Linked DNA regions of Mus musculus: region 1 is linked to region 2. Evidence: chromatin contacts called from ENCODE Hi-C data. All regions are on one chromosome and are shown on one strand. The core of a region is the stretch at or near the end of the contact, and the rest is flanking DNA. Distances in the headings are between cores, read along the strand shown. Region 1 holds the start of Cmya5 (cardiomyopathy associated 5). Region 2 holds the start of A630019I02Rik (RIKEN cDNA A630019I02 gene).

Region 1 (4,535 bases), core at 743-3,242, 50 kb after region 2:
TCCCACATGTCACTGTGAGAACCTCTTCTCTGCATGCCTGGGTTGCTGGTCCTCCTCCTCCTCCCTCTCCCATTTCCCATGGGCACCTTCCCCTCTGCCCTTCCTTCGTGCATCTCCTGCCCATCCTCTGATATCCAGTCTGGAGCCAGTGCTCGCTGATTCTAGACCTTCTGCCCTCATTCTGACCTTCCACAGTACAGTGTTTATATAGCATAAAGTCCTCCTCAGCATATAGTCATAATACTCATAATTTCTATCGTTTCCTGCAAAGTTTTTGAGGGTAGAGTGTGTTTCCTTCTTGGTAGTTGCTTCAAGATTTCCAGCTGATGGTTTTCTGCAATTGGCGGTACCCTATACATGTACACGGGACTACATGTATACGCATGTGGAGACCAATCCCTCATGTACAGTTTACCTTAAAAAGAAAAAGCCATCACCACCAGCCTGGAACTCACTGACAGCACAGTGAGCCTCAGGGATTCTGTCTCCATCTCCCTAACAGAGATAACAAGCACAAGCCACAGTGCTGGGCTTTCCGCCAGTACTGCAGGTATTGACCATAGGAACTGGGGATTAAGCTCCAGTCCTTGAGCTCACAAGGCAAGCACCTTACCAGCGGAGCCATCTCCCCAGCCTTCAATGCCACTCTTGGGCTACTCCAACTTGAACAATTCTGGTCTTGGTTGGGCATTCTGAAATGATAAACCATCACTTGCCACCCCCAAAGCCTTTTGATAGGACCACCCAGGAAGAGATACCATTGATGACATGCTTACGATTAAACAAAACATCCATACTACTATTGTCATTTTAGGGCTGGATGAAAAGGGACAAAGTAGAGACAAAGTAGAAAGCCTTAATGCGTGCACACACACACACACACACACACACACACACACACGTATGTATGTATATAGTATTACTTAATCTCATTCGCCTTATTGATAGATATTTAGGACCAGAACGACTTTTAGGACAGACGTTGCTAAAACATCACCCAGGAGAGCCCAGCTGGCCTGGAAATCAGTCTTCCTGCTTCTGCCTTTCTATTATTGGAATCACAAGGGCAGGCCAGCCACACCTGGCCTTCATGATTCTTCCCTCTAAGGAGTGTATGGGATGTTTGCACCAAAATAGCTTCCATACAGCAAACTAGCCCAGCGCTAGAACTCTAGGAGGCTGCCATACCTTTGAAGGTAATGGACAGAGCCTTCTGACTCCAGACCCTTCCCCAAGCTCAGGCAGGCAAGATTGATCCAGGGCGGGGAGCCAGAGGCAAGTATTCCAGCACAGTTTTGCGGTTAGGCAGAACCCCAAGTAAGTCTCCAAGAATAAACGAGCAAGTCACAAGGAGCTGGGAGGCGGGGGTGGGGGAGGGGGTGGGGGCCGACTGTGAACTTTGCTGCAGGCGGACCTGTCACTCCTGCTGACAGCAAGCACCTTGCACCTTCAAGTTTTTAAAGAAGGCGGCGCGTCCCAGACAGTGTGCTTGGCTCCGGGGAAATGAACTTCTGAGGTTGGAAAGGGAAAGGAAAAGGTTGGGGGGGGGGGGGTGGCCACTGGCCCGGCGGGACACCTGTGGAGTGGACAGCTTTGTTAGGTCCGGGCGGTTCCCGCTCAGGCTACCTGGCGTCGGGCTCCTCCTCCGACTCGGCCGCCGTCTCCTCCCCCTCGCCCTCCGACTCCTCCTCCGTCTCCAGCTCCTGGGCCACCTCCTCGTCTGCACCCCATCCTAGGAAGCCCTGGGCTGCGAGTCCGCTGTCGCCGCTCTCCATCGCGCCTGTCCTGGCCGGAGTCGGAGCTGCCCACGCCTCGCCCGGTGTTCTCCGTCTGACTGCACTTTGCCAGGGCCCGCGGGGCTGCTTGGGTTCCCGGCGCGCGGGGCGGGGTCGCCCCAAGCCTTTAAATAGAAGGCGTCAAGAAAGTTTCGCCACGGAGCTTCTGCGGCCCTGGCTCAGCTTCCTCTGGTTCCAGTCCCTGCCAACTTCCCCGCCCGTTTTGGCAGATCTTCAGCGGCCTTTGTGGCCAGGGCAGAAAGCAGTGTTGAGCGTCAAAAGGACCCACCAGCCCAGCCTTCCATCTAGTGGCCTGGTGGTTCTTACACTTCTAGCTGAGCTGCGGGTGCTTCGTGCCAAATGAGGCAGCATCCAGAGAAGATAACGTTATGGTTTGTAGCTAGCTTAAGGCCCCACTGCTCTTACTGTGACAATGGAAACAAACTAGCGCCCTAGGGGACTAAGATCTCATTGGATCAAGTAAAGCCAGTGCTTAACCTGTCAACCACTGCTCTAGGACGAAAGCCCAAGATCCTCATAGAGATCAAATCCTGACTAATCCACTTTTAGAAATCAGGTATTTACACAGTATCAAGTGAATTCTTTCTGCCTGAGAGGCCCACCTGTTCACTTATTCAAGATCACCACCTTTCTCTGAAATCTCCATGTTTGAACTCCTGCTCCTCTCCAGGAACTCAAAGCAGTCTTTTGAATATGATTGTTTCTGTTTGTAAGATAATGTTTCTGAAAAGGCCTAGACCTGTTTAGTACAACGGTTAGAAAGACGGCTAGATCTCCAAACCTTTATTTTAATCATCGCAGATTCTTACAATTGTTAAATGAGATGGAAACTAAGGGTATTATTCTCCAGTTACATCAGCTTGTGTGCTGTACATCGGGTCTGAGGACAGAGAGGTATAGATAGGCATCCTCTTTTACCACTGATTTTGCCAAGACCCTATTTCAAACTAACTCAAAATTTAGAATTATTTAGAGTCCACACGTCTAATACTAACAATATTTTAACAGCACATCCAAACAAAAAATGTAGTATTCACTTGAAATTGAAAAGATTTTAAGTCTCCAGCTGGGGAAATGCTCAATGGGTGGAGCACTTGCGTAGCAGACACCGGCTGTGTTTAATCCCTAGCACTGAAAAGAAATTGTAAAAAACCAAACACCTTTAGCTGATACAGCTGGACTGCCCTGAGTATATGATCTTAAGTGCTGGCTCATGGATTCCAGTATGCAGATTTCTTAAGCCTTTTGTCTATTTGTTACAACAAATAGTCTGACTAGGAGAGTGGAACCACTGAAAACAACATGGTGGCAATGCAAGAGTCCACACTACGGCAAAGTCTGAGGCTTTATTAAATGCCATAGTGCTGCAGAGTAGAACACCCGTCCCCAAGGGACTATGATTGACAAACATTACCTGAGGTCACACTGAACTGTTATACTCAATACACTCTGAGAAAGCGCTGCACAATGTGGGATAAATCTTAGAAATGTTTCCAAGAAAAAAAATCATATGTAAATTTTTTTAAACTGCATCAAAAGTACTACAGATCAGTATTCTAAAAAACTGACCCATAGAGAAAGCTCTAATCCTAATTATAACACAGAAGTAATGTGGTTCACAGGCTCCAGATGAGCTTCGTCCCAGACACTCTTCGCATTCAATAATCAAGCACGATTAGGTTCCGATCAGTTAAGATAATTACAGCCTTAATATCACAAAAACAACTGCACAGAAAAATAACACCTCAACAATGTCCAGATATAAACTTTATTCCATTTGACAGCATACAAAAATTTAAACTTAAAAAGAAAAAAGAAAATATGCACCCTTTGTAAGTCAAACAAAGTGAAAGTTTTAGTTTTTTAATTGGTCTGCAAAAAATAGTTTAGTGGTACAAATTGTACCACTGTAGGCCTACAAGAAGTTTGCAATCTTTGAAAAAGTTAAAACTGCCTTCAAGATTACTTTTTATATTTAAATGTACAATACAGGTACTGACCAATTTACAAGTATTTACATAAACTAAAAACAATCTTATTAAACAGCTTAGCTTGCATCTGAACTACTACTTTCATGTGGAAGAGAAATACTAAAAAAGATTTTTGTATAAACATTAAACTTTTATTTATAACTTTATTGTCTTATCTAAAACACTTTGTAGTGGCTTACTGCCTAAAAATTCCAGTTTAGATTATAATCCACGGAAATCTGATTCTACAAGTAGGATATAATCTCAACGTTGATGTTTCCGTTTTCTGCTGTTTCCTATCATGAGGAAAATAAAACCAGGAAAACAGGCGAAGCCACAGTGCACAGGTTCACTGTGCTATCAGAAAGCAGAAGAAACTCCATTTTTTCCAAAATATTTAAGTCAGAGACTTTCAAATAGTCCATAAACAAGTCACTAACTGTTGTTAGTGTTCCTGTTACAACAGTGCAAAATGTATTGTTTCAACACAAAATCTAAAGCAACCTCCAGAGTCTATCAAAGTCAGTTGTGAAGTGCTATAAACAGTACAGCCACCCCTCAGACAGTGTCCCAGGGAGTCGAGTGAAGACTGAAGGCAACTGTCCAGTATTTCAAGACGCCACAGTGATCGCACTGAATCAAAGATTTCATTTGCTTCAAGTAACTGAATAGCTGACTTGAATCTTTACTTGACTAGAACTGAGCTAGACTGCTGCTGCTGCTGCCAGTTATACTAAGTACTAGGATCTTTGCAAAATCCCACGTAGTT
Region 2 (4,881 bases), core at 1,017-3,516:
TGATAAAAATGTGAGTTTTTCTTTAAGGTCTTGACTTATGCTGGATTTAACTGAAACGCCTTTGGGCTCCTCGGCCAGTTTAACTGTGACCTCAGGTAATGAATGAACCGCTGGCTTCTCGGCTATATTAACCTCAGCAGGAACTGTACCTTTAGGCTCTATGGCAGGTACTGCTTTCTCTACAGAGGGACCTGGACGAGTTTCTAGATCTTCGTTGTCAGAGACCTTACTATCTGGAATGCTTGATCCAAACAATAAACTAGACATCCATGATTTAAAAGATGAAATGCCTTTCTTTCCCTTCTCTGCAGGAAGACCTTGCTCAGTGACGAGTGACTTCTCAGATGGCTTTTGTGTCACCTCTGGGGTCTCTGGAGGTTGAGGTGTGGCTTTTGCTTTCACAGCAGGGACAGATTTACTTTGGGTGAGTACTTCCACGTTGCCAGAGGCTAGCTTTCTCCCTTCCTCAGAATCATCTACAGCCTTTGACTGAACCCTTCTGGGTTCCTGAGATAGCTTCTCACCAGACACTGGTGCTTTGCTTGTTTCTTGGTTTCTGGTTTCAGATGTGTGATCTGTATCCAGTGGAGCAGCCCCAAGTTTCTCTGACATCAGATCAGTGCTCTCAGAGGACTCCAGCTGCCCAGTTCCTGGTTTTCTATCTTCATGCTGATTGACTAAGCCATCTGGCTTTTCCAGCATCCAGGTGTTGTCCTTTGGAGAAATGAGACTCTCTTTCACTTTTGATCCTGTAACACTGGCACGCTCAGTTGTCACAAATGGCTTGGGTTGCTCCAAATTCTCCTTCTTCTCTGCCAATTGTTTAACACCCAGCTCTGGCTTATCTGCAGAAGAGCTGCTCTCATCAGGCACCTCAACAGCTTGGCCCTCATGAAGGGTCCGTTTAGGCTCTTTTTGCTCAATGGGGAGGTCAAAAGAAGCAGTCTCTAATGGAGCTGAGGCAGGCACAGGAAGCTTCCTGTTTTCTTCTTGTTCTTTTCCTCTTCTCTGAAGCTCAGCGGGGCCCTTTTCTAAGATAGAAGGCCCTGGTTCCGTTCCGATGGGTTTTACTGGTTCTATACCTAAGGATCTATCTCTATCTCTACTATCAATGAGTTCTGACCCAGCAGTTGGTACTTCTGATAACTGTTTGTGCTTCTCAGGCTCTGGGGGGAGCTTTATAAGCTCTTGCTCTCCTGACAGGAAACTCCCCGGCACTGGAGAAGATGTCTCCTCTGCTTGCCTGTTCATCTCATGTCTGAGGGCCAGTAATGTTGGAGCTAAATCATCTGAAACTACATTTTCAGAATCAGGAGACCTTGTTATCTCCTCGTGTTTGTCATTTGGCACCGTGGGTTTGGATGTGGGTGACACTTGCAATGGAGGTGGCTCGTTGTCTTCTCTCTCTACCTCAACCCCTGAGTTGACAGGAAGTTTGGGTTCAGGCCTTAACACCTCTGAGGTAGACATGCTGGGCAAAGGCAAACCACTGCCTAACTCGCTCTTCCCTACTCCCTTTAAGCCTGGGTGTTCCACAGGGCTGGCAAGAGATGGATCTGTCAGGACTTCATCCCTGCCTAATTTAGTTGAATTTGAATCAAGCTTAGTTACTGGCACTGTGGTGGCAGAAGAGCTGGCTTCTGTGTCTTTCCCCATCTCTTCCATCAATGCTGGAAGTGCAGGTGGTGCAGGTGGACTGTGTTCTGCTCCCCTCTCTCTCCCCGATGAAGCCGCAGGAAGTTCCCTGGTTATTTTGGACTCCTGTTTCACTTCCGTTTTCACTGCAGATAAAACCTTAGGTCCAGAAATAGATGTTTCCTCTGGAGGTGAGTGTGGTTTTGCCACTTCAGGCTCATTCTTTGACAACATTCTCTGTTCTAGTTCAGAAGTCACAGTTGGAGCTAAATTGAGTTTGACATCCGCCTTTGGCTCATCTCCCAAGTCAGACAAAACTGAATATTTCATCCCAGACCCTGGAACATTTGGGAGCCGAGGCTCTGGTGTCTGATCCTGCGATTTGTGTGCTGTCGCTTCTTGAGAATCCAGCACAGCTTTTTCCCTTCCGACTCTGGGCAAAGCCATCTGTTCATCTGCACTTGTTAGAGTGAGAGGTGCTGTGGGCTCCTGCTCTGGCTTAAGCACACAGGTTGACTCGGGTGAAACTGAGGGCTGAGAGGTGGGCAAAACGGATGTGGTTTCTTCCTTTACCACTGATGAGAGTGCAGAAGAGGAAGCTGCTATTGTAACTGCTGGCAGACTACTCTTTGCATCTCTCTTCTCCCATCCACTGGTTGGTGGTGGTACCAAATCTTCAGCCTCAGGCTCCAAAGATGCCTGAGTTTTCTCCTGCTGTGCCAGGATGAGATATTCAGACACAGAGGTTGAAATTGTTGGAACATCTGACATAGTTTCTGCTTGGCCGGTCTTATCTGCCGAAGGTAGCAGGCTCAGATCTTCGAACACAGGCCTACAAGGGGAAGACTCCTCCCGCTCCTGCGATGGCTCAGAATGCTCAGGCACAGGCGTGACCACTGAGGACCCCGCCTCTTCTTCATCTGCCTCTGAGAAGTAGGGATAGTCTGGAGCAGACCTCCTAGGTAGTAATTCGTCTGGCTCGACCTTGTTTTGCTCTGTTTCTGCGATTCGGTATGGTGGGATTGACACCTGTGATGCTGAATCCGGAGAAAAGAGGTCAGCCTCTTCCGTGTCCTCATCAGACAGAACAGTCTGCTCAGAGGGGGACGTTAAGCACAGTGGAGAATCCCGCCCCAGCTCTCTCTTCTCTAGTTCCTGAGTCGGATAGGGTGAGAATGAGAATTCTGACGCAAATGCAGAATCAGGGGAAAGGGGCCCAATATTGTCCTCTTCCTGCCCTTGCTCTGATAGACCTGTGGGTGAGGAGGCACCCTTTAGAAGCAGAGGAGATGTGTGGCCAAGCTCTGGTGTGGAAGAGAATGAGCCCCGCTGCTGGTCTCTGCTCCCTTCTTCTGATTGGACCACTTGTTCGGATGAGATGGCCCAGGGAGGTGGGGCATGGCTTTCAGAAAGCAGCTCAGTGGTTTGTGGGGGGAGAGCGCATTCCACTGCAGAGACCTCATTGGATGAAGATAGCCCAACTCCAATGGCTTCCTTTTCTTCTTCTAACAGGGTTGCAGGATCAGAAAGGCCTCTTGGTTTGAATTGGGGCATGTCATCTATTGTTTTTTGGGGGGATTCCCGTGTTGCATTTTGTGAAACCGAGGGTTTAAATGGCAGCTTTGAATCTGATGCGAAACTTCCACTTCCTAGACTCTCATCTTCCGATAGAACTGCCTGGCTCAGTGCTGCTGGGGGAAGTAGCCCAATATCTTCTTTCTCATCTTCTGCCTGAATGATGGGCTCAGAAACACGTTGGGACTTTAATGGGAGCTTGTGGTCACCTGTTTTCAACAGCAACTCTTGCGCATGTGCTGGAACAGAATACTCAGCCGCAGATTCAGATTCTGGTGAGTGACACACGCTCTCTGAGGCCTCATCTCCAGACAGGACTGGTGAAACTGTTGAAAAGAGTGGGGACTGGATGGCAGATGTCTTCTCAGTGGTGGATGGAGAAAGAGACTGCTCAGATACAGAGGTCATAGCTGGGGAATAAGACTCACGTTCCTCGTCGTCCTCTGAAAAGACTGCAGGTTCATTGCTAGATTTCACATCAGATACAGAAACTGCCTCTACTTCCAGCTTCTCTGGTGTATGGTTCAAATCCTGTAGGACTGAATACTCAGATACAAAAGCAGAATCGGTAGAAACAGACTCGTTTTCTTCTCTTTCTTCCTCGGACAAAGTGATACGTTCAGGTGTGAATGTCATCTGTGTTGGTAGAATGGGCTCTTTTCTGTGCTCTACTTCAGGGGACAAAGGCGATGGGGAAGTCTCCTTAGAAGCTAAAGGACTTTCCGGGTAATCAAGTTCTATGATCTCTTCTTCTAGACTAGAATCTTCGGGTTCAGTGGTATCCGTGATTGGCGTAGAAGTTTCCACTCCCCTCTCTAGTTGTGCCTTTCTAAGAACCATGGGTTCAGGCGCATGCTCCTCCTCTCTGTGGACTATGGACTCAGGCTCAGGCACATGCTCCTCCTCTCTGTGAACTATGGGCTCAGGTGCATGCCCCTCATCTCTGTGGACTATGGGCTCAGGCACATGCTCCTCCTCTCTGTGGACTATGGGCTCCGGTGCATGCCCCTCATCTCTGTGGACTATGGGCTCAGGCGCATGCTCCTCCCCTCTGTGGACTATGGACTCAAGCTCAGGCACATGCTCCTCCTCTCTGTGGACTATGGGCACAGGCCCAGGCGCATGCTCCTCCTCTCTGTGGACTATGGACTCAGGCTCAGGCGCATGCTCCTCCTCTCTTTGAACTATGGACTCAGGCGCATGCTCCTCCTCTCTGTGGACTATGGATTCAGGCGCATGCTCCTCCTCTCTGTGGACTATGGGCTCAGGCGCATGCTCCTCCTCTCTGTGGACTATGGGCTCAGGCGCATGCTCCTCCTCTCTGTGGACTATGGGCTCAGGCGCATGCTCCTCCTCTCTGTGGACTATGGGCTCAGATGAGGTCACGTATTCAGACGCTTGTTCTGTTTTTTCTGTTGAAATCGGCTCTAGCCCTTCCATGTCTGGCTCAAACTTTTCTTGGATGGCTGGCGCTGGTCTTGGTGGTCCTGTCTCTAAAGACTCCTTCTCTGCCTCCCATGGCATGGAATGGTTGACAGAAACCAAGCCTTCCTGTTGCACATCATCGGCTGAGCCTGTCAAGACTGAAGCATCATCCTCTGAACTTTCCTTTCCTTGTGCATTCTGTTCCAGTTCTTCCTTTGCTCTTTCAAGGACCATGGTTGCTGGAAT

What was found. A loop is a pair of places that touch in the nucleus more often than their neighbours do.
Region 1: a map of heart shows a loop between it and region 2 (5-fold over the local background). The contact joins the promoter of Cmya5 here to the promoter of A630019I02Rik in region 2. A Hi-C loop is called at or near these places in 6 of 37 maps with a recorded cell type or tissue (T-helper 1 cell, T-helper 17 cell, T-helper 2 cell and 1 more).

The regions. Positions count from the first base shown.
Region 1 is chr13:93,142,732-93,147,266 of GRCm38, forward strand. It overlaps Cmya5 (cardiomyopathy associated 5), which reads right to left and starts at 1,993. Exons shown (of 13, transcript NM_023821.3): 1 at 1,627-1,993. The coding sequence starts at 1,775. Tent2 (terminal nucleotidyltransferase 2) reads right to left here. Exons shown (of 15, transcript NM_133905.3): 15 at 3,124-4,535.
Region 2 is chr13:93,092,567-93,097,447 of GRCm38, forward strand. A630019I02Rik (RIKEN cDNA A630019I02 gene) reads left to right here and starts at 2,267. Exons shown (of 4, transcript NR_046182.1): 1 at 2,267-2,597; 2 at 3,148-3,173; 3 at 3,289-3,485; 4 at 3,967-4,881. It overlaps Cmya5 (cardiomyopathy associated 5), which reads right to left. Exons shown (of 13, transcript NM_023821.3): 2 at 1-4,881.